3 separate regions of the Homo sapiens genome follow, and all the other regions are linked to region 1. A link is a loop called in an ENCODE intact Hi-C map of the cell type or tissue named here. Cell type or tissue: heart right ventricle. All regions are shown on one strand.

Region 1 (8,000 bases):
TAGTAACTCTATGTTTCACTTTTTGAGGAACTGCCATACTGTTTTCTATAGTAGCTGAAACATTTTCTATTTCTACCCACAATGCATGAGGGTTCCAGTTTCTTCACATCCTCACCAATGCCTGTTATTTTCCTTTTTTTTTTTTCTGCCTAATGTGCATAGCTTTGGGATGTGGGAGGAAACCCGAGTGCCCAGAGAAAACCCACGCAGGTATGTGGATAATGTGCCAACTGCACACAGACAGTGGCCCCAGGCCGGAATTGATTGTTTTTTTTTCTCATCAATCTTATAACGAAGCAACATTGGATGAATGGACATTATGGGAGGACTCACTGTATAGCCGTCTCAGTAGGTGCGAAGTGGAATCTCACTGTTGTTTTCTTCAGATCATTCTCACACACGCTAAAGTTGGAGAACTCTGTTGTCAATAAAACAGAGCACTCAGCAGAGAGACAGGGACCCAGGGTAAAGAGAAGGGGATTTTTGTCACTTTTCAAAGAGTTCATTTTTTTAAAAAACAAACGCTGGTTGCTAATGCTGAGTTCAGTGGCCCATCGAGAGCATTCCATAGTCCTGAAGTGAATTTGAAGAGTTTGGGGGCTGCAAAGACTGGATTTAGAGTTGCGAGGCTGCAGGCAGGCTTGCGTGAGCGGGGCAGCGGGCCAGTGTGGGTGACAATGGTGCTGTGGAAGCCCATGGGCAGGGCTGCACTCTCATTAAGCTTTCGCTGGTGAAAGGGATTGAGTCTGAACATCTCTCCAGGGTCTAATAATTTTATGAGTCGGCTTTGTGGGATAACTTCACTTTTTTGGAAGCACTGTAATGAGAATGCGCAATAGGAAAAGTGCCAACTGGCTTTTTAATAAAGTCATCTGAGGCAGGGGTGGAAGAACAACTTCCCTGCCTTCCCACCAACACAATTTGTGCAACAGGACTCAGAGGGGAAGATACCAGGCTTCGGGCCCATCTTGACAGACACCAAATAGAGGGATTTTCTTATATTCCAGGACTCTGGTCCAGGCTGAGTAATAAATCTCTCTGGAAGCGGGGGATGCCTCCTCATAACCCTGTATCAGCTGCCCATTAGTCATGGGGGTTCTGAGGGTCTGGGAAGGGTTGCGTGGTACCCAGAGCTGACCCCTGAGCCCCCGTAGAGGCTGCTCTCTTCCAAATCCCAAATCCTGCCAGAAGAAATGCTCATTGCTTTAGGTGTAATTGTGCTTATTTGGCTACACTGGGACAATTAGCAAAGCAGAGTTCTGTGGGTAAGAGCACTCTCAATGGGACTTGTAAGAGCCACAGCCAAGAGATCAAATAACCCCCTTGCTCTCTGTGCAGCAGGCCTGGAGTCCATCAGAAGGACACGCCCAGCCAGCCACGATGTAACGTTGGTGCAGACAGCTAGCGGGGCAGTGAAGCAAGCAATAAAGAGGCCTAATCTCTTAAGGCAACATGAATTGTTGGCGAGAACACAAGGGGAAAGCAACGTTAGCCAAGGATCATTTTCTTCTTGTTGTAGATGCCTGCTGACTGCTTGGAAAAACCAAAGTGGGAAAAAATCCTGCTAACACTGGTGGGCAGCAAGATGCAATTTACAGGACTGGTTCTGTACACAGTTAGTCTTCTTGTAATGATTAGTGACTACTATTGACTGAGCGCTCCTTCTGCAACAGGTATTTTACATTTAATAGCTTGCCTAATCCTCATGATCCTGAAAAATTAGCAGTATTATCACCCCGTGTTGGTCAAGTTCAGTGTAAGAAACAGAAGTCACTCTAAGTATTTCAAGCAAAAGAGGATTTTCATAGAGGGAATCAAATGTTTATAAGATTGTGGTTAGGGCTGGAGGAGCATGTGCAGGGGGGTGACAATGAGCAGTTGGATATGTGGACACATCACACAGCTGAGCTATCAGGAAGCTGCTGTAGCTGCCACCAGAGCTACTGTCACGACTACTTCTCCCACCCTTGAAGCTAGTGACCATCTTCCTTGGCTGCCTCTAAACTCACCACAACCAAGTTTACCAGCAACCTCAGAGGGAGGAAGAAGGTGTCCCTCAGTTCTGCCTTATAGACCTCTCACAAGAACCATGACTAGTGGAATTTATTTCCAGCCAGAGCCCTAGCTGCAAGGGAGTCTGGAAAGCTTTCCAGGCTGCCCAAGGAAGGAGAGTAGAAGTGAGAATTAGAAGACCTTGCAGCCCCATTTTTCATTTGAGTCCAGAGAGATTAAGTCATTTGCTCAGGATCATCCAGTTGGTAGTGGAGCCATTACTTGAGCCCAAGTTTGTAGGACTCTGAAGCCTGATCTTCCCATTGCTTTCCAGAGAATTTAGGAGAAAAAGCGTACTACATGTTCTAAGCATTCCTTTTAATTATAATTATATTGGATGGTTATTATTTGATCTGATTAAATTCCCAGTGGATTATTCTGAATTTTAGAGATAATGACTCGACTAGGGCAATTGTGACAAATGAATTGTTCCAGTATGAGGGGAGAGGGGGTAAAGAGGGTGAGAGAAAATAAATGGGTCTAGTCTGGATTTAGGTGCAGAGCAAACCTGTTTTCCCCTAGATCCCTATTCCAGGCTCCAGGTTCTGGAGCCCCAGCCATGGGCAGCCTGGGGAGCTTTACAGCATCATTGTTGGAGGACAAGCATGGAAGAGCAACACTCACAATTTAGTCTTACTGGCATTTAGGTGTCATGGATTAGGGCATTTCATCCACACAACAACTTATGAAGGAGGCAACTATCTCCATTGAATTTCATACGAGGAGATTGCGTCTCAGAGAGGTAGAATGACTTGTCCACTATGACACAGACCATCTGTGGTAAAGCCAGAGTTGGCCCCTGAGTCTGTTTCAGTCCATATTCTGAAATTCTTAGCCCTTGGCCATGTCTATACCTCCCTGACCTTACAAGTTCTGGCAGCCTCTCAGAGCACACAAAAACCTGGACTAGTCCAAAAAGGCTGACCACCAGTTGGGTGGAAACTGTTTGTGGCAGAGCCATGGTCACCGACTCCCCTGACTCCAGTCTGGAGAACTCAGTGGAGTGGGCTCCAGCAGGCCCGGGAACCACCTGGGGCTAGGCCATCTCTCTCTACCAGTGATTGCTTCCAGATCCATCGTGCAGTTCCCCACTGCACCTCGTCCTGTGAGACTTGGGGCAAGTCCTGAAACCACATTGCTCCAGCTTGAGAAACCTTAATGGCTTGTTAGTCCAACCTTCCCATTGCACAGATGGAGAAGCAGAGACTCTAAGAAGGTACCCTGCCAAAGATAATTCCCATGGCTGGGATCGGGGAGGGCATAACCCAGGCCTCTTCATCCTCGCTTCAACTTTGGTGCTAACATTTTTAAAAAGAGGCATTATAGCCCAAAATAATGGGCCAGCAACTGAGCACCCCTTGAATTCCTCTGATCACCGAGAACCCCTCTACCTGCCCTTCCTTGCTGGCAGCTTTGGAGACAGTGGTAATGTTCCATTTCTCGACCTGGATGAGAGTTACCTGGCTATACTGACCTGGTGAAAGTTCATTGGGCTGGACACTTACTTTTTTTTTGTATTTTTCTGTATTATGTCATGCTTCAATTAAAAAAAAAATCTTACTTAAAAATAATGTTGGCTGTACACCTTCCCCAGGACCAGAAAAATATTCCCATGTTTTAATTGAAAGGTATCTTCCTCTAATCTCAAGAGGCTGAAAAACTGTATCCAGTGCTGCTGTCAACTCCAGAATTAAGTAGACTTGGAGATGAAAAGGCCAAGAAGGTTCAAGGGCTCTGACAGAAGCTGAGACATTCCTTTTACTTTACTTCACGAGGCAGAAATGCACCCACACAAATGACACCTGTGGCAGAGACTTAATAGTTGTTTACAAACTACATCTTCCTCCTGGGCAACCAGCTAGACTACACTTCCCAGCCTCCCCTTCACGTAGGCACAACCATAAGACTGAATTCTGGCCAATAGAATGCCCAAAGTGGGCAGACGTGATGGATGCAAATTCCAAGTCTGGCCCATAAACACTCCCTTGTACAACCCCTGATTGCCTTTTTCAATCTACTGAGTAAATAGAAAATTCTCTGAAGCCTTAAGAAGAGTGGAGCCATTAGCTAGGAGGAGCTTGTGTCCCTATGACATCACATGGAGGAGAGCAACATAGGAGAGTTACCTAACCAGGAAGACCTATGATGGGTCACTGCATGAGCAAGACATAAACTTTATTTTGCAAAGCATCGAAATGCATAACTTATTTGTGGCAGCAGTTGGCCTACTCTGAATAATACAAGAGCCATTCTAAAATTAGGCAAATAATCTTCTCAACCTAAAGTCAGCCCCAAAGTATTTTTAAAAATCTGAGAAGCTACAGTGGCCTCTTGCCTGTTACCTATTGACTCATAAATCAGAAACAGTTTTAACAAGGGCAATTCACCTCTTTCCCAGGTCATTAGGGCAGCAGATCAATGGAGAAAGATTCATTCTTATAAAATGTGAGATTTGGTAGTCCTTTTTAAAAAACTATTGTTCTGTCTCCTCCCTTGTTGACAAAGAGCATGTAATAGCAACGTTCTGGACCCCTTTAATACAGGGGCTAACAGTTCTGTACCACCAGAGGGCGATACTATGTAATAGCTGGTGCACATAATACCTGAATCCTCATGACAGTGAGAAATGGAGTCAACATTTATAGAAAGGGGCCAGAGGCAGACACTAGAATTGTGGACAGGTTCCCGAACAATAGGATGGGAGACAGCACAGAAAGCTCCTTTCACACCTACCCCCCAGCTTCCATCTCCTTTGCAATTGTCCTCACAACTAACTCTGCCCATATTTTTCCAACACGTATAAAAATTCTCCAGCTGAAAGACCTGCTTGCATAAGGCAAGGAAAAAATGTGCTCAAGCTACCACCTACCAAAACATCCAAACACGTAGAGCTGTTAGAAAATGAAGACACTGAGAAAAAACAGAAAGAAGAAGACAGGCACACAACGGGACAGGCCCCATTTTGTTCTCTGTTGGGTCTGGGGCCTGCAAGAGTCTACAAGAAAACAGCAGTTTCTCCAGCATTACCCTGTGGTTTCCTGTTAAAACCAAGGGTTGAGAGTTCTGCTTCCTAGAATGGGGAGCTAGCTTTTTTCCAGGCCAAGCCTTTAGCTGAAAATAACTAGAAAAGGACAAAAATATGTCATTTAATCTGTGTGATGGCATTGAAGAGTAATGACAGACCTCCAGAAGCAAGATCTAGGGGAGAAGGAAGCCCAATTTTCTCTTCTTTCTTTCTTTCCTTCTTTCTTTCTTTCTTTTTTTTTCTCTTAAGACAGAGTTTCACTCTTGTTGCCCAGGCTGGAGTGCAATGGCGTAATCTCAGCTCACTGCAACTTCCACCTCCCGGGTTCAAGCGATTCTCCTGCCTCAGCCTCCTGAGTAGTTGAGATTACAGGTGCCCACCACCATGCCCTGCTAGTTTTCTTATTTTTAGTAGAGATGGGGTTTCACCATGTTAGCCAGGCTGGTCTTGAACTCCTGGTCTTGGCCTCCCAAAGTGCTGGGATTATAGGCGTGAGCCACCACGCCCAGCCAAGGAAGCCCAATTTTCAGCAGTCCTTCTCCTTGGGATATTTGCCATTTCAAACTTTTTGGTTGAAAAGCTGGTCAGAAAGGTCCAGCTGAGAAGCTGAGAAGAACTTTTGGCCATCTCTCACCTGGGTGCAGGTACAAAAATTAGAATTCAAGATTTGCCAATCAGGAGAGGCTATGATAAGCAGCTCAGGTTTTAAGCTGGGATCTCGAATATCTACAGCATAGGAATAAGAGAATCTTGGCCCAGGTTTCCTAGAATGCAGAGCCCAAAGAAAAAGCTTGCATGCTTCCTAGGAAATACAATTGCAGGGAAGCTGGAGTGAGGAAGAAAGGTGAGTGAAGCAGAGTAGGATGAACATATATAAGGAAGTGGATCACTGAGCTTTACAACAATCACAGCTGACTGCTCCATTTCATGGGAAATGCTATGTGTCTCTGAACAGTCCTTCCAAGGGTATGCAGGTTGAGAATTTTCCTGCCAGTGCCTTGCATCTCTTGTCCCCTAGAGTAAAAGTTCACTCCATAGAGGGTTAACTCCTACATTTCCATATTATACGCCAATCCCTTTAGCAGTGCCAAGACAGACATATCCCACACCCTTTACATCTGGGTGTAAAAGCTGTAGGGGAAGCCAGAGACACTTCACAGCAGACTCATGTGTTAGAATAATGCTGACTTGAATGCCTTTTTCAGAGTCAGTAACCCTTGTGTTGGCCAGGGCTGAACAGGTAACCAATAGCCCTAAAGACAGGCGAAACTCATAGGATCTGAGAAAGAATGTAAGAGGTATTTGATACAACGAGTGGACCAGAACTAGACCAACTCTAGCCAAATCTAGCTTCCAATATTAAATCATTTCAATCTCTGATTGGATTATGGAGATCTGCCCCTGGAAAGGCAAGACTAAGATAAAGTCCAGTGAGGGACTCCCTCTGGGTGCAAAATGCAAGGGGGCTCAAAAAAAACTTAATACTTGTCATAAATAATCTATAATTGCAATATTTTAAAAATCAAAATTAATGCAAAATATTTATGACAAAGAAATATCAAAATGTTTGGAAAATGGTGTTTTGATTGGAAACTGCAAGATTAATGACAAAAGGAACTGCGCAGAAATAAGAAACTTTACTAGTGAAGCTGTTCCTCACAGGGATATAGGTTAACAATTCTGAACCTGCTGCACATATATGATGGGAATGAACAAATGAGTAAATGAAACAGAGAGAGGGGGTGGAAGCCAGGTTTCCCACTGTTAGAGCTAGAGGTTGCAGAGACGCATGTGGGGAAGGCTGGAATGAAGCATGTGGTTGTAGATTAGTGCAGACAGCAGTATGAACTCATGAGTAGCTTAAAATAGATACAGATGGAGAGAGACAGAAATAATTGCAGACATGTATGTATATAAATATATATGTGGGTTATTACATATGTACATATACTTCCTAGCTCTGTCTACTGAGAGGGCCTAGGAGCGATGATGTTCTAGCAACAGTGAGGATGCCCAGTGCCCTAATCTTGGTTTCTGGTAAAAGCACGCAGGGATCTTTGGAGAAATGGCTGATTCTAAGGCTGGGCCTGAAGCTCATCCTGTAGTACCAGAAAATAAGGAAGTGCTCAAAAAAAGCAAAACCATAGGGACATGACTCAAGAGCCAACCCGCAAGAGCTCTCAACAGCTAAATCTGGAACAATTTCAGCAACATGAAATTACAGTATTGGATTATAACCCCAAGTGTAAAATACATATCCATGAAGCCATACTGATACAAATTATTGAATAAATAAATCAAGGAATTCCAAATAATTTATGTAGCTACTCCCTGCTCCAGGAGGTGGACTTCACTCTCCTCTCCACTTTCAAATGTAAGCCATGCTCATTGAGTTGCTTCCTAAAAATAGAGTACAAAGAGGCGGAAAACACTCGCTTTATGGAGGAGAAACCTCGCCAGCACTATCTCAGCCCTGGGATAATCAGTGATGAGTCATGTTGATGGCGTGTACCTTGATATGATGTGATAAGACTGGCACTTCACCTCTGGTCTTCTTCCCCCAACCATGAGAAAAACATCAGATAAACCCAAACTGAGGGACATTCTACAAACCACCAGTACTCCTCAAAACTCTCAAGGTCTGAGAATTTGGAGAAACAAAGAAAGTCAGAGATTGTCACAGACCAAAGAAGCCTAAGGAGACACAAAGGCTGAATATGATATGGCAGAAAAAGAGCATTAGGGAAAACTAATGAAATCCAAAGAAAGTACGGAGGTTAGTTAAGAGTTATGCACCAATGCTGTTTTCTTAGTTGTTACAAATGTGCCATAATAATGTAAATTTTTAACCATGGGGGAAGTTGGGTCCAATATACATGGAACTCTCTGTACTATCTTTTCAACTTTTCTGTAAGTTCAAAAC
Region 2 (8,000 bases), 170 kb after region 1:
AGGTTTTTTGTAGATGTTATTTGGCAGATTGAAAAAAGACTCTTCATTCCTAGTTTGCTGAGAGTTCTTATCTAGAACGGATGTTGGGATTTGTCAATTGCTTTTTCTACATCAAAATGACCTTATAATTTTTCTCCTTTAATAAGTTAATGTGGTAAATTATATTGATTTTTTAAATGTTATACAACCTTACATTCCTGAGATAAACCCTACTTTATCTTTTTCTTTATATTATGGGATTTTATTTGTTAATATTTTGTTAAGGATTTTTATCAAAGATTTAGTTATGATAATGAGAAACTTTGGTTTATAACTTTCTTTTCTATAATTTCCTTGTATGATTTTGGTATCAAGATAATTCTAGCCTCATAGAATGAGTTGGAAAGTATTCTCTAATATTCTATTTTCTAAAAGACTTGGTGTAGAATTGATATTATTTCTTCCTTAAATATTTGAAATAATTTGCCAGAGAAAACTAGCTGGGCCTAGATTTCTGTTTGTGGGAAGTTTTTTAAATTACAAACTCAATTTATTTAATGACTATAGGGTTTATATTTCCTATTTCTTCTTGGGTCCATTTTTTAAGTTATGTTTTTCAAGGAATTTGTCCCTTTCATCCAAATCATTGAATTAATTGTCATAAAGTTATTTATAATATGACTACATTATCCTTTTAAGGTCTGTAGGCTATTTAGTGATGTCCCTTCTTTTATTCTTCATAGTGGTAATTTGTATCTTCTGACCTTTTACCTTCATTAGTTTTCCTAGGTGTTTATCAATTTTATTAATCTTTTTAGCAAACCAATTTCAGTTTTTGCTGATTTTCTTGATTATTTGTCTCCTACTTTATTGCTTTCTACTCTGATTATGGTTTAGTTAACTCATCTCTTTTAGCTTTTTAAGGTGGAAGCAAAGGTCATTGATTTTATACCTTTCTTATTTTCTAATATGAGCATTTAAAGCTGTACATTTCCCTTTAAATTTTGTGTATGCCAAAGATTTTGATTTTCATCATTGTTATCAAATTTTGATTTTCATTATCAAAATATTTTCATTATCAGTAAATTTAAGATATTTTCTAAATTCCCTCATGATTTCTTCCGTGACTTGTGGTTTATTTAGTCATGTGTTGTTTAATTTCCAAACATTCGAATAATTTTTCTAGGTATCTTATTGTTATTGATTTCCACTTTACATTTCATTGTGTTCAGAGAATATACTTAGAAATTCAATCTAAGAAGTTTATGGAGACTTGTTTTATGATCCAGTTCATGATCTCTTTTGAGAAATGCTTCACATGCATTAGAGAAATATGTGTGTTTTGCTCCTGTTAGGTGGAGTAATCTAAAAATGTCAATTAGATCAGGTTATCAGCAGTGTTGTTCAACTCTTCCATATACTCAACTAGTTTTTCAGCCTATTAATTACTGAGAGAGGGTATATTAAATTCTTCAGCTATGATTGGATATGTATAATTTCCTTTAATTTTATCAATTTTTGCTTCATGTATTTTGGAACTTTGATATTAGGTACAAAAACTTTGGGGATGTTTATGTCTTCTTGATTAATTAAGCCCTTAATAGCATTCTGTTTCTTATATCTTTTTATCAACTTGAAGTCTACTTCACCTGATATTAGTTTCACCTGTTTTCTTATGCACAGTATTTGCAGGTTATCTTTTTCAAATACTTTACTTTCAACCTGTTTGTGTCTTTATATTTAAAGTGTATTTCTATAGTTGAGTCTTGCATTTTTATCCAGTCTGACAATTTCTGCCTTTTAATTGGGAAGGTCAGTCCCTTTATATTTAATGCAATTATTCATCTATTTTGATTTTAAACCAAATTTTGGTTTGGTTTTTATCTTCTATGCTCTTTGTTTTTATGTTCCTATTATTTTTAGGATGAAACGTATTTTTAGTATTTCATTTTAGCTCCTCTATTGACATTTTAGTCATGCCTCTGAATTATTTTTAGTGATTTCTCTAGTGACTGTAATCTTTATCTTTAATTCCTCACAGTTTGCTTTCAAAAAAATATTCTATTACTTCCATTTTCTTTCAGCCTACAGAACTCCTTTTAGCATCTCCTGGAGATGGCTTCTTTCTGGTTTTTTCTGCTTGAAAATATCTTCAATTCACTTTTATTTTTGAATGATATTTTTATTGGATATAGAATTATAGGTTGACAAGATCTTTTGTTTTTTCCGGTAGCATGCTGAAACTGACATACTTTATCCTTTGTTTTCAGCAATTTGACTGAATCTGCTTGGGATTCTCTAAGCTTCTTGATAAGGCATATATTTACTCTTTAGTTTTAGAAAATGTTTTATTCTTTTATCTTTGAATATTTCTTCTTTCATGTTTTCTCTCACCTTCTTCTAGGACTCTAATTATATATAAGACATTTGATATTATACCATAGAACTCAGATACTATTTTTTATTCTTTTTTCTTTGTTTCAGATTGGATCATTTCTATTGATGTGTCTTTAAGTTTTTTTCTCTTGTATCCAATCTTCTAATAATTTCATTGACAGCATTTTTCATGTCTGACATCATGTTTTCTATTTTTTAGCATTTCTATTTAGATCTTTTTTTATACTGTTTTCATACCTCTGCTGAAAATCCCCATGTTGCCTTTTTCCCACTGGATCCTTTAGCATATTTATCTTAGCTACTTTACAGTCCCTGTCTGATAATTGCAACATTTGGGCCAACTTTGATCGTTCTATTGACTATGTTGTGTCTTGACAAGTGATCATATCATTGTTCATTTGTTTGGGGGTGTGTATGTGTTTGGTAAGTTTATATTGAATGCAACACATTGTATGTAAAAAATAGTAGCAATGAGGCAAATACACCAAAAAATGGAGAATTGTCTTCCTCTATCAGTCTGTTGATGCAGGAAGCTGAATTAGTATCTAATCTGTATTTGAGCTGGGTTTGGACTGTGCTATTGTTTTAGTTACATTCAATGCACTACAATCTTCAGATTCTCTTACTGGTGGACTATTGCTGGCCCCCACTTAGCATGAAGCCTAGTGTAATAAAGAGTTTCTCTCAATTCTCCCGTACCACCTTAGACTTCAGCAGGCTCTGCACTGTAGAAGAGGTCTCTCAACATTCCTGCCCCTCTCCTACTGTTATACTACCATCTGGTGCCTAATGCAAGGCCCAGCATTCAGAAGGATTTATTTAGGCAGCCCTACATACCTGGGCCTTAGAGAGGATCACTCTTAACTCTCCTCTCTCTCCCCTACGTGACATTATCTCGCACTCAGTGCAGAACCTTGAGCTTGGGCAGGTTTCTGGCCCTCACCCAGTAGCAGATAACAGCTGCCTTATACTCGGTGCAAGATCCTGAGTAAGACCTGGTTTTCTGCCCCTTTCTCAGCAGCAGATAACCACTGACTCTTGCCCATGCATGGTCCATGAGGGTTTCTCTTGGTTTCCCTGCCCTAGCCTTAGTGTTGGGCAGGCCTTGTATACCTCTACCTCAGGCATGCACCTCCCAGAACTTCCAGTGGCAGATAACCTCTGCCTCTTACTCACAAAAGGTCATGAGCATGGGAGGGTTTTTATTAGTTCTCTTGCTACAGACTTAGGCAGGTCCTGCACCACAGAGAGTTGTCTATCCTTTTACTCTGCCCCCAATTTTTTTGTGTAAGCTCTCAGTGGAAGCCAAAGGACAAGAGTGAGACACCCTTTGTCTCTTTACAATAATTCTAAACCATTAGGCTAGCCCATACTTGGCTCTTAAAACATGATTACACTTTCAGTTGTTTTCTTCTTACTATCTCTGTTGGTTACCTCCTCCTCCTGCTGCTCTGCCCAGGGTAATATCCTCGGAGGGGCTGCTACTCTTTTGATTTTAGTTCATTAGATTACCTTGTGTCCTCAGGGCAGACCTAAAAATATGTGATTTTATAAACTGTCTGGTTTGTTTTACTGTTAGGGTGGAAGCAACATTCTCTTGCATTTTTATATTCTATGTGGAAACTCCCACTAAATATGAATATTAATAATAATCTCTCTCTTTTGGTATAAATTTATATGCCTTAAAACACACTTTTACTTTTTGTGCATTTATTCTTCTCTAATGAAATTGAAATGAAATCTCATCCTTCCCTCTTTGTCCCATAGCTCCTTGCATGTGGAGCTTAGTCACAGTAAGTAAGGTAAAAAGCTTGTGAACAATCAATCAAGGATTAGAATAACATTAGAATAATTATAATTACAAAGCAACAACAAAATTTGGTAGGGCACACAGCAGATAAAGCAGGTGTTTTATTTATGCATTATTTCATTTCTCAAAATTCAATGAGCTAGATGCTATTTTCTAGATGAGGAAATTTATGTTCAGAGAAATTAAATGACTTGCCCAAGACCACACAGCTAATAACTGGAGACACTGGGACTTGAACCCAAGCAGTCTACATTAAGGTTCACACTCTTAATCTCCATGTCATGAAGACATGAGTGAGGTGTTAAATGTTTACTTAAGCCAGATTTTCTTTCACTGATGATTTGACATCTGAGTTCTACTAATTCATATAGCTCTCCACGCATTCAGGGCCAAAGCAACACTCACATATTTTTTTTTCCCTCACACATCTTGCACAAGGAATTGCTGCTTCCAGACTTAATCTCACCAGAATACCTTTACATCATTCTGCTGTCTTCAGGAGGTCCCTCTCCCTAGGTTACCTGCTCAAAATAACAGGCAGAGGGCCAAGATTGGATGGAGGTTGCAGAGTATGGCAGCAAAGCAATGCCCTAAAGCATACAAATGACTCCTCGGGCAAATGCAGACAGGTGTGACTGTCCAGAGCCGACCTCTGAGGGGCTGGAGCCTCGACAGGTGGCCTGACTCCAGGAGAAAGTGGGGAGCCTTGGTGCACTGAGGGTCATCAGCTAATGCATCTGAATGGCGAAGTCATGATTTCAAGGGGGCAGAAGGGAAAATTCATCTAACTCCACTTACAATTCAGCAGCATAATTTCCCAGACACATTGTCTAGAAATAGTGTGAGCTCTTTTTGAAGCAGCCTCTTGACTGTTCAAAGAAAGACTTCCCCCAGTCATTTTTAAAACTAGAGACATTGTCATTAGGGGAGAAGAGATCAAAAGCACCTTAATCTCCTCTATCAGCAGGCCAGCTACTTACCAAGTCTGAGAATGTTCCCCATGTGCTGCTTCCTGAGTCTGCCCGATAGTCCTGGGATTGGTATCTTGGATCGTAAAAAACAGAAATATGGTTTTACTTATACAGGTCTCTATCTCTGGGAGATGCGTGGAATGATAACACAATGGCCCAATCGACTCTCACCCCAACGGCTGCTCAAGGGTATTTCCAAATTCATAATTGGGATAGCTGCGGTTGCTTTCTTTAAAGAGGGATCAAAACATTGAAATCCATCCAAGACCACTGCTATGTAACCTGAGAGCGGGCAGCATTCATTAATGGGACACGCACAAGGCACTTGCCCTCATGTTCTTAAATAAGATTCCTTCAACAATCCTCAGGGAAAAGAGGGCCCTATGTCTCCAAGTGCTCAAGAAGTCTCCTCTTGTATGAGAGGCTTACAATGCAGGCATACCTATCCAAGGCTGTCTCTTATACCACCAGGCTGCTGCAAATTAAGGGTGCATTAATAGAAGTATGCTTCTAAGAACACAGGAGGTAAGGCCTTTCTTGCTTCTATGGGTAAGTCGTACAAGGGTATATGGCATTCGATGTCCTTGCACTTTAAAGTGAACTTTGCCCAATTAGAAGGATCAGCACATGTGAGATTAGAGTGCAGCATAAAGAAGGTGTGAGTGTGAGTTAGAGTGTTAATCAACAGCAACTGAAATAAAAACACAACTAGGCTAAATTTGTTCAGACCTTACAACCATTCCATATGTCTTGGTCCCAGACCTCCTGTCACTCTAAGCACCCAGTGCTGCTGTTGACTAATACCCTAACTCACACTCACACTTTCTTTATTCTGCACTGTCATCTCACATGTGTTGATCCTTCTTCAACTAAACTGTGAGCTCCTTGAGGGCAAGGATGGTGGGTGATTAGTACACAGTGCCTGGCTTGCTCGAGACATATTTGTTGAATGAACAAATGAACAGACAGACAGACAAACAAAACGACTGCCTTGGGAGAATGAGACCTCAGATACTCATATCCATGGGATGAAGGGATGACCCTGGCCTGATCATGGAAGGGGTAATGAAATTCTGGCCTGCCTCCCAGAGAGATGCCAGAAGCAGAAGGATTAGGCTCTTCCAGAGTCTATAAGCAAGCTGCATGCCCACTATAGAAGCAAAGTCATATATGCCAAATGTGATGAAGCCAAAGATAGGCGTCAATGGGGTCAGGAAGCTGTGGAACCTCAGGCAAACCCAGGCCAGGCTGTGCCTCTGCTTCCTTTTGCTGTAAATGACTAAAATCACAGATAGCTCACCAGGTTGCTGGATGTATTAGTCCGCTCTTACACTGTTATAAAGACACTCCCCAAGACTGGGTAATTTATTTAAAAAAAAAAAAAAAAGAGGTTTAATTAACTCACAGTTCTGCATGACTGGGGAGGCCTCCGGAAACTTACAATCATGGTGGAAGGGGAAGCAGGCATGTCTTACATGGCGGCAAGGGAGAGAAAGCATGTGAGAGTGCAGGGAAAACTACCATTTATAAAATCATCAGATCTCATGAGAATTCACTCACTATCATGAGAATGGTATGGGGGAAACTGCCCCCATAATCCAATCACTTCTCCCCTGAACATGTGGGGATTAGAGGTCCCTCCCTTAACACATGGGGATTACAATTCGAGATGAGATTTGGGTGGGGACACAGAATCAAACCATATCACTGGAAGAAGCAAATAAAATGCTATCAGTAAAGGGCACATTAGAAACTATAAAGGGCCCTAAATGGGCAAGGAGAGAAGACAGAGACAACAGAGGTAAGTGGCATTCTAGAAGGAGAGAACAGTCTGGCCTAGGACATGAGTGGAAGGTTGCAGGGAAGAGTTCTGGGACTGGCTGGGCCCAAGAGCACCCAAGCCCTTCACTTGAGGGATGGCCACCAGGATGTCCTGGATGACATGAACCCAACCAGGAGGCTGGTGCCAAAGGGAGGCTGACAGCAAAGCAGGAAAGAAGGGAGCATCTCTGCACAGGGCCTGGCGGCACCTGTGTCATAATCTGCACACCCAGGACAGTAGGATGAAGCTACTGTCGCTGTACTGTTACCAACACAACACTGATAACATACCCAGTCCCTCATAATTGTAGTCACCTCTTGCTTTGGCCGCCAGGAGACTCACAGTCTAATCTGCAGCCTACCCTCAACAAAAGCACTGGATCCATAATGGCCTTTCTTCCTCCCTCCCCCACCCTACCCCTGCACCTTTCCTATTAGACTGTAAGCTCCAGGAGGGCAGGAACCATGGCTGTTTTTCTGTTCACTGCTGTATCTACAGAGCCAAGCACATGGTAAATCCTCAGTATCCTTGCTGAGTGACAAACCACACTCCTATTTTCTTACCCTTCCTTTCCATTTGCCCCAGGTTCTTCTTATTTAATGTTTGTCCTGCCGCAACATCAGTGTTTCTGAAAGCCACCACAGATCCTCTTTTGTACAAGGTGGGATATAAATAAATACATAAGGAAAAGAAGACATAACACATAAAGAATCCACGGATGCACAATTCCCCCAAGTAGCTTATATAACAGCATGGCTCTGCTGACCTGCCCCCACCCTTTCCAGAGGCAAGCGAGGCAGGTGCAGTTGCAGAAGACGCTGTTTCTAAAGTTCAGTTTTGTCCTTAGGAGGCCTTCCTACCGGGCTGCTCCCAGAGATTGTGTTACCGCCAGGCCCAGCTGAAAGGTTGCCTAGCAACACTCAGCAGCCTCCGCGCCTCTAAATCCCTAATTTGTGTCTTACATGTACACAGCGCAGTGCTAGCATGACCCCAAGCAGTAGACACCTCTACAAATCCCCAT
Region 3 (8,000 bases), 180 kb after region 1:
AGAAGCTTCTGAAAGGAATCAGAGCTTCAAAGTAAGGGACTGCCAACCATAACAGGATCGCTGCACAGATACTGACCAAGTTGGGTGCATCTCTGATTTTTTTCTCCAGCCCTCTTGCCTGAGCAATCTGACGCAGAGGCACATGAGGAATCAGCACGGAACCATCGACCCACAGGGTTAATCCCAATGTCAATACCTGCTAGATGTCAGGGATCCCCTGGGCTGCTGGCGAGCCATTTGAAATGACCCATCTCCTGCCACCTTGGCCTGCTCCTCTGGGCCACCTCTCTCCACCTGCACTTGCTTACCGTGAGTAACCTGACCCCAGTGGGCCCAACCCAGGTGTGTTAGTCCTGACAGGGCCAAGAGGCCAGGACAGCTGCTGCCTGGCCTCGTTCTCAGTACCCTGTGGAGAAGGGGCGGCTCACTGGCATTACCCCATCATTCCGGCACTAGGACACACGGCTGGCTTCCCTTGGGGCGGAACTGCTGGTTCCATGGGCACAAGGCAAACCCTGGGAGGTCCTAGCCGTTCCTAGCGCATCCGCTAAACGTAAGGCATTTGCTCTCCTTCTCCCCCACGCCCCCAGGGAAGACGGCAAGGCCACCGGTGCACTTCGCAGTGCCAGGAGAAAGGCGCCTCATGCTATTAGCTCAAATAAGGAAAATCATGCCGGGAAGATTGAATTTTCTGCAGACTTGTTTAACCTGGTGATTTCTGAGCACTTGGCGCTGGCAGCCACGGGGGAGTGGGCTGCCAGCCGGCACTTTATCAGCCACTTCTCAGGACTATTCCTAAGCTTATTAAATCAGCATGAGTCACTCCCTTGCCTTCCTCACAAGCATGAATCACGAATCATCAAAACCCAAGCAAAATGCATGACTCAATAGTTTCTTCGGGGCCTAAAGGGGCTAGCGAGCTGGCGGTAGGGTGTTGTCAACCCGAGACCTCCCCCCACCAACAAGCAGTACTTTCCAGGGAAGGCAAGGGGGCTGCCACAGGGCAAAAAGAAGAGCTCAGAGGAACTTTCAAATACCTTGCATGGGCTCAGAAACACGCAGACCTGGGCTCAACCACACACTCGCGCAGTTCTGCTGTATGCCAGGCACCTTGACAAACACACTAGAGGAGCCAGCAGAGAGCAGGACTAGCCATTCTCTGCCCCCGCGTTGCTTACAGTCTAGAGGGAAGTGTTTGAAGTAGTTGGGATCCTATTTTTATTTCCTTCCTAGCTAGGAAAAACTTGGACAAGTCATGTAACATCTCTGAGTCTCAGTTTCCCCATTCTAATGCCTGTTCACAGGGCTGTCCTAAGGATTAAAAGAGCTAATATACATCAAGTCCCTCACACAGTCCCTAGTGCATTGTACCTGCTCAACAAGCATTTGCCCTTTCACTGGAGAGAGAATGACCCGTGATGTCTTACAGAGTTCAGGGAATCCTCTGCCAATCCCCACCTACCCTCCCCTTTGCACCCAGACCTGAACTCTGGGCACCCCTGCAGCTGTGGCAGGAGAGGGCAGTTTGGTCCAGGGTTTCCTTCCTGGGACAACTGCTCCCTAGAGCCTCAGCACCAGTTTCAGGTCTTCCTTCCTGGTAACCCATGGCAACTTTTCTTTCTCTGCAGCCTTTCTCCTCTGGTCTTTTGGCCAACAGGTCCTGACCACACTTTCAGCTTCTGGTCCTCATCTTTCTCCAAAGAGCTAAAGACTGCAGTAAGCAGCTTCCTCCCTGCGGCCTGAGTCACCCTACCCTGCCCCTCCCTGCTCACTCTCCCAGAGCAAAAGAATTGAGTCTTCCACTTTAACCCCCACACCGGACTCCCCTACCTCTCCAAAAACAAACTTCTCTCCCAGACCCTCATTTTCCAGTCCCAGGACTGGAAACATCACCTTCAGGGCTGCCACATACAGGGCAAAGGCTGTGCACTGCCCAATAGGGTCAGGGAAGGTCACATACACTGACATGTGTGGGCACCCTCGGATTGAGCAATAAGGTGGCCCTGTGCCCGATGCATACATTGAACCTGCATTGTTGGCCAACATTTGCTGAAACCTTCTGCATGCCAGATCATCTCCTTTAATCCTCACAATCCTATCAGGCAGGAACTATCAACTCCCCCACACCCCTGAGAAAACTGAGATCAACACGCAGCGAATGCTGGAGCTGAGTGAGGTGCCTGAGCCAAGACCTGGAAGAGATGAAGGGTGAGACTGTCAGGTGGAGAAGCTGGGGTGTAGACAGCAGAATCGAAGAGGCTGTGGGAGCTAAGTCAGGGCAGGGACATTCCTGGGGCTTTGCCATCCTTCCTTCCCACCACTGGGGCTGGCCTCTGATGCTGGGAGCAACTTTATAAAAAGCAGACTCTCCTCACGACAGTAGGGAGGAGACTCTATCTACCCACCCCACTTAGGACAAAGAACTCTAGAAGAGGCCCTGTGTCCACAGGTGATAGCAGGGCTGCCCTAAGTGAAGGGGGACGTCCCTTTCTGGGGCCTCCACAGCCCAGTTGGAAACCCTCAGCCTAGAAACAATAGAACACAACAGACACAGTGACTGTGTTTGAGCCATTTCACTGTAACTTCATTTTCCTACTTTTATCTAGTCCCCAAACATTATATAATTTTTAAATGGAACAAAATTTTAGCAAATATCAAAGGTGGAACAAGTGGAGGCAGATGTGGAAAAGAAGAATGAAGAGGAAAAAAAGAGAGAACATATGAAGATTGAGAAGGTGAGGGCGAGAGGAAACCATCAGAGCTAAATGTGAGACTTTTTGCCATTTTCAGGCCCATCTTTCCCTCAGAGGAAACAGTGATAGCTCCCACAAGCAGAGAGTGGGAGCTGCGTGAGGCCTCACCATCATCTGCAACAGAGGTCAGAGACACAGCCCGGCCCCTCTAAACAGAAGAAGGGGGCAAGAAGAAAGGGTCTGGCCAAAACTGGGGACTCCAAGCCACCTGTTTGCCCATCAGGGTCCCAGACCACAGCTGCCACTTTGGGCTGAAACTCCAGGGGCTCCTTGACAACTCCTGCTTCTAAGGAAGCATCTGCTGGTGGCAAGTGCCCGCCACCCACTGAGCCTCCTCCAACAAGGAAATTGGGACCCAGACTCCTAAGGCTAATTCTGAGCCTGTCCCTGACCTTCTGCTCAGAGCAGCCACCTTCACAACAGAGAACCCTTTGGGGCTGACCAAACACTTGCCCTTGCGGGCCATCACGGGAGACTGAGAGGAGCTCCTACCAGCACACACACACCCATCACTGTAGGCCACTAACTTCACAGGAGAAAGAGCCTTGCCTGGGTCCCAAGCACAGACACATAGCCACAAATAGGGGTGACACAGTCAACAACTTTCCATCCCAGTCTGAATGAGGTCCAGCAAGGCCTTCTTCTAATGCCAGAACCAAGAGGGACCCGGAAGTGACAACTGTGTCATGGTAGCGGTCAATTACCCATGCTAGTAACACATCTGTGCTGGGTCTCAGGGTCACCCAGATGGTAGGGGGATTTATGGCCCAAACCTGACTTCCCAGAATTCAACGAATTCAGGAACAGAGAGAAGCAGAACCAGAAAGAGCTCTCTTCCAGGTCTCGCTGGGAGCCAGTATATTTTTGGAGGGCTTTGGCCTCGCCGGCTTGCTGTACTTTATTGCTGGCAGAAAGATGGGAAATTTATTACTTTACAAATCATACCCTTTGCAGCATAAATGAACTGTCTGGCTGCAGCACGCTCGAGCCTAGATGATTTGCGAAATGTCTAATGGTAAGCAGGGTTATGCTATCTGCTTACGGCCTCCGAGACAAAAGCAAGCCGTAAGGCAGAGCATCTGCACAGTGTAACTCTAGGCCAGCAAATTGGCTGAGACGCGTAAATGTTGGCTCAGCAGCATTACATAATTCGGTGCGCTCGGCCGGGGACTCAGAGGAGCACAGGGCAGCCCCTCAGCCCAGGGAGCCGGCTCTGACGGGGCTGTGCATGACAAGCGGGGCACCAGTGGAGTTCAGGGCCCAAGGTCAGGGTCAGGCCGAGCTCCACAGCCTGGCTAGTCCTGAGGCCTGCTAGTGATCAGAAGGCTGGGGCGGACCCCTGGGACTGCCACGGCAAGGCAGTGCTCTCTACATCCCTTCTGCTCCAAATTCCCCAAACCTGAGGTGAGGGGGATGGTCTTGAAATCATTACAGCCCCAGTGTGCAGACAGGAGCTGGTCAGCACCCACGGCCCATGGGGTGTTCCCTCTGGCCCGGCTGGCAAGAGGAGAGGACTGATCACAGGATCCATCATTACCACTGACAGGCTCATCCACCGCCTGTGATGCAGGATGTGACTAGAAGGGAAGGGAAGGCATGCCCATGTATACAGAAAACCGAGCAAGTCACTTGATCTCTCTGAGCTTCAGGGTCATGTGAGTGGTAGTGCAAGACCCGAAGTCAGGCTGTTAGGATCTTGCTCCTCATGTATCTATGCTTTACATGGCACTTAACGCTCATTATCATCATGAAGCACTCAGAACCACCCATGCAGTATGCATATCATCATCCCCATCTGACAGGTGAGCATATTGAGGCTCGGGAGAGTCATAGCACTTGACAAGGCTCATGCGGCTAGTGAGTGGCAGAGCCAGGATTCAAGCTCAGGATCTACTGGTTCTAAAGCTTCTGGGTTTTTTTTTTCACACAGCACTTCTCTGCCTCTCATAATCTAGGGTGTCATTTCACGGCCCCCCATCATCTCACACTGTGCCGTTTGCTGGACCGGGGGGTCCTCAAGTGAGGCCTTGAAGGTTGGACTACTGACCCAACATAAGCTCTGCTGGGCCCAGGCATGCAGTAGAGGTATTGACTCAGACAAACCTTCTGTTCTTCTTGGCTCAGGGACTTGGGTGAACTTCCCAGAAAGGAGAGGAGCCAGCAGAACTGGCCCACTTTCAGATGAGCCAAAGGACACTGCCTGAGTGCAGAGACAATCTTAAACTCAGGCTTAGGATGTACAACTGGGAAAAGGTCAACTGGTACTGCTTCTCAGCCTGGCAAAGTCTTTAGCTGAAGAGTAAAAACAAAAAAGCTTTCGAACCATTGATTTAAAAACAGGGAATGGTATTTTTAAACACTTTAACAAAACTGTCTTGTTACCATGGCTAACTTTGTGCCACTTGGCATTAAAAATAAAAGGCTGTTTACTGAATACCTATCCAAAAATAGCCTCACTTCTATTCACAGCCTTGTGAGACAAGCAGTTGGCCCCAATGATATCGTTCTCTCACTCACTCACCTAATACATCCATTCACCTATTCACGCCTTCAGCGAAGCTCTCTCTTCAATCCCAGCAACAGCCCAGCAGAAAGGGTCCTTGGGATTTTCAATTCTCTCCACGTCAAATGCCAAGTACAGATTAGACCCCATGATCTCTGGAGAAGCTTAAATTCAGCTAATGGACTTTTTATGGCATGTAAACTTTGCCCTCAGTAAGGAAGCCTGTTAGCCACATAAATAGTGCACACATGTCCACATGAAGCCCAGACTGCAGGAGGGTGACAGTACCCACTGTCAGCACCACAGCCACCAGCGGGATGAATGTTTTCCGGCATTCCAACCAAGGCCATTGGCGTGTCTCCGTCAGAACATTTTTGGCACATAACTAATACCTTGTATGACAGCTGCTCAGGAGAGGGTGAAGCAGGCATTCACTGCTAGGTCTGATCTCTTAAGAGAGCCCCTTAAGGCCCAGGAAGCTTGGCCTTGACCCAGGCAGGAAGCCACAAGGGGAATATTCTGGATATGAGCCTATGCCAGCTTGAGTCATTCCACACCCCCTGCTTCCAAGGGCCACGAAACTAAAGGAAGTTCTTTACCCTGCAGTCACATACTCCAGGAGGCTCTCGTGGCTCCCCTGACCCCAGGGGTACTCTTGTGGAAGCACAGGGAGAGGAAGGCAGAAACACTTCTGGGCCCAAGTTTCTGTGCTCTTCTAAGCCAAGTGCCAACACCAAAACAGGCAAAGACAAGAGACTTTTCTCTTGGCACATGCATAAAACACAGCCCCTATGCACTTGTCTTGCACACCCTTTTCTGATGGCAACCTCCCCCAGAACTTGCCTATGGCAACAGCAGCCACCAGGAAAGTGACCAGGGAGGACAAAGACTCTGAAGACACCTCTACATTCCTTTGATGAAACCAAGCAAGGCCATTTGCTCCACAGATCTCACTGTGGTTGAGGACACAAGAAACCAGTGCAACTCAAATGTTCCAGAAAGCAGTGCCTTGTCACATGCCTGGGGCCAGGGGCACCTGGAAGAAGCTAATAGAGGCATGGACCCCTCTCCCCAGAAAAGCTCACACAGCACAACACTCATCCAATGTCAAATGATTCCTAAGCCCCTGAAGCTTCACAGCGGTGCTCAGATTAAGAAACTCTGTCATGAAAATTCCTTAAAACAAGAAGATCAAGACAGCTAAGTAATCTCCAAACCTGCCATTACTCTCCTAGCACACTAAGCTCTGGGATGCACAAAGAAGGAACCATATCTATGGCCGTGAGAAGGCCCAAGAGCCCCTCTGCACCCACATAGAGTCTCTGACTTCATGCTTGAAATGGAAATGAGGACTCTAGCTCATGAATCTCCTAGTTTTCTAGCTCTGTTTCCCTGCCTGCACATGACTATCTGGCCAGCTCTCCGTGATGGAGATACTTCTGCCAGGCTTCAGCTTCTCAGAAGATTCTGCCTCAACAGACATCTGTATTGATCATGGCCACCACCTGCCGGCCCCACCCCTGGCCCACTGACAACATGCCTTGTATGTTTCCTCTCCCATCTGCTACCTGTGGCACCAATCTATGGGCTATCATGGACCTTTGAGTTGGGCCAATCAGATTCCCTGATTGAGTGAGGAAATTCCAGGAGAACCACAGTGCAGCAGCAGATAAAGCCAAAACATCATGATGCTTCCAAAAGCTGGCAGCCTCTGGTTCTTTCTAGGTTGAAGAGACAGGAGCCAAGGAATAAAGAAATCCATGCAGAGGAGATGGTGAGAGCCATCCACCATTAGATGGAGACAGGTTGGCATAGGGAGTGGCTGAGCCCCCATCTCCTGCCCCTGGGACCCAGAGGTACCATGATCCAGAACTCACCTCCCATGGCCTGAGCTGAACTGGGCCATGGGGGCACTGAAAGCCAGGGAGAGTCCATCAAATGTGTCTCCTTTGATTGAGGTCTTTGAACCCCAAAGAGCCTCTCCAGGAAAGGAGACAGGCTAAAGAGAGCCAACTCGTGCAGTAGGGAGGGCTGTCTGGAGCATGGCCCAGCATCCTAACCCTCTGGGAAACTTCTAACTGCAGATATCTACACCCCATCCAAGGGCAATTGATTGGAGTGGAGCTGTCCGTGCACAGGTTTATAAGCTCCCCGGGTGCTCAGGATGCTAGGCAGGATTAACTTGGGCCACATACCCCCTTGCCTGCCTCACCAAAATGGAATCCCCAGTGTGTAGATGGCAGAGAACAGAGTGTGGGGAGCGCTGCTGTCTTCCAGTTCCATATCAGCCTGGCAAAACCTGTTCTCTTCTCTTGTGGGCTTCCAAATGCCACCCAGCCTCCTCCAGGAAGCCTACCCTCCTTATCTGAGTCCCATCTTCCTCATGCCCTAGATAACCACTGTCCCCTGCGGTTTTAGCCTATATCACATGTGGAACCTTTTTGGGGAGCTCCTGGCCTGCGGGAGAGAGGCCTGTGTCCTCTAAGGTGTGAAGCTGTCCCTAGGCTTCCACTGAGCTCTGCTCTAGGTTAGGCCTGGCTGAGGGCTGTGTGGGCGGGGCTGGAGGTGGGAGAAGGACTGGCTTGCTGTTGCTCTTTTGCATCTCTCGCGGGCTCTGTGGAGGGTGCACCAGTGGAGTGGAGACAGGCTCAGAAGGTATTCATTGGCAGAAGCAAGACATGCAGGAGAGTGAGTGGAGCAGGGAGGGGAACCGGCATGATTCAAGCTAACCCTTCATACCCCTT

The links. Hi-C counts contacts between places; a loop is a spot of excess contacts. Peaks named below come from ENCODE experiments on the same cell type or tissue, not always from the same donor. Only the 100,000 strongest peaks of a DNase experiment are listed, where the experiment ranks them.
Region 2: a loop joins it to region 1, with 3 times the contacts of the local background. A loop is called at or near these places in 3 of 110 quality-filtered maps.
Region 3: it touches region 1 in a loop (3-fold over the local background); 3 of 110 quality-filtered maps call a loop at or near these places.

What each region holds. Positions count from the first base shown.
Region 1 is chr5:135,422,905-135,430,904 of GRCh38, reverse strand. No RefSeq gene overlaps it. Among named protein-coding and RNA genes, the nearest start is that of DCANP1, 20 kb to the left of the region's middle. RefSeq lists an enhancer at 4,698-4,747. In heart right ventricle, a CTCF peak has its summit at 4,610 (motif pointing right); a DNase peak (open chromatin) is centred at 1,372; H3K27ac peaks cover 1,078 bases.
Region 2 is chr5:135,251,179-135,259,178 of GRCh38, reverse strand. The region is part of intron 3 of PITX1-AS1 (PITX1 antisense RNA 1); the gene reads right to left. Among named protein-coding and RNA genes, the nearest start is that of LINC02900, 7.0 kb to the right of the region's middle. In heart right ventricle, a CTCF peak has its summit at 3,165 (motif pointing left); no DNase peak of the experiment used is centred here.
Region 3 is chr5:135,239,922-135,247,921 of GRCh38, reverse strand. The region is part of intron 3 of PITX1-AS1 (PITX1 antisense RNA 1); the gene reads right to left. LINC02900 (long intergenic non-protein coding RNA 2900) reads left to right here. Exons shown (of 4, transcript NR_037895.1): 2 at 110-309. Among named protein-coding and RNA genes, the nearest start is that of LINC02900, 4.3 kb to the left of the region's middle. RefSeq lists an enhancer at 96-1,295. In heart right ventricle, no CTCF peak of the experiment used is centred here; DNase peaks (open chromatin) are centred at 1,871, 3,891, 4,901 and 5,741; H3K27ac peaks cover 3,244 bases.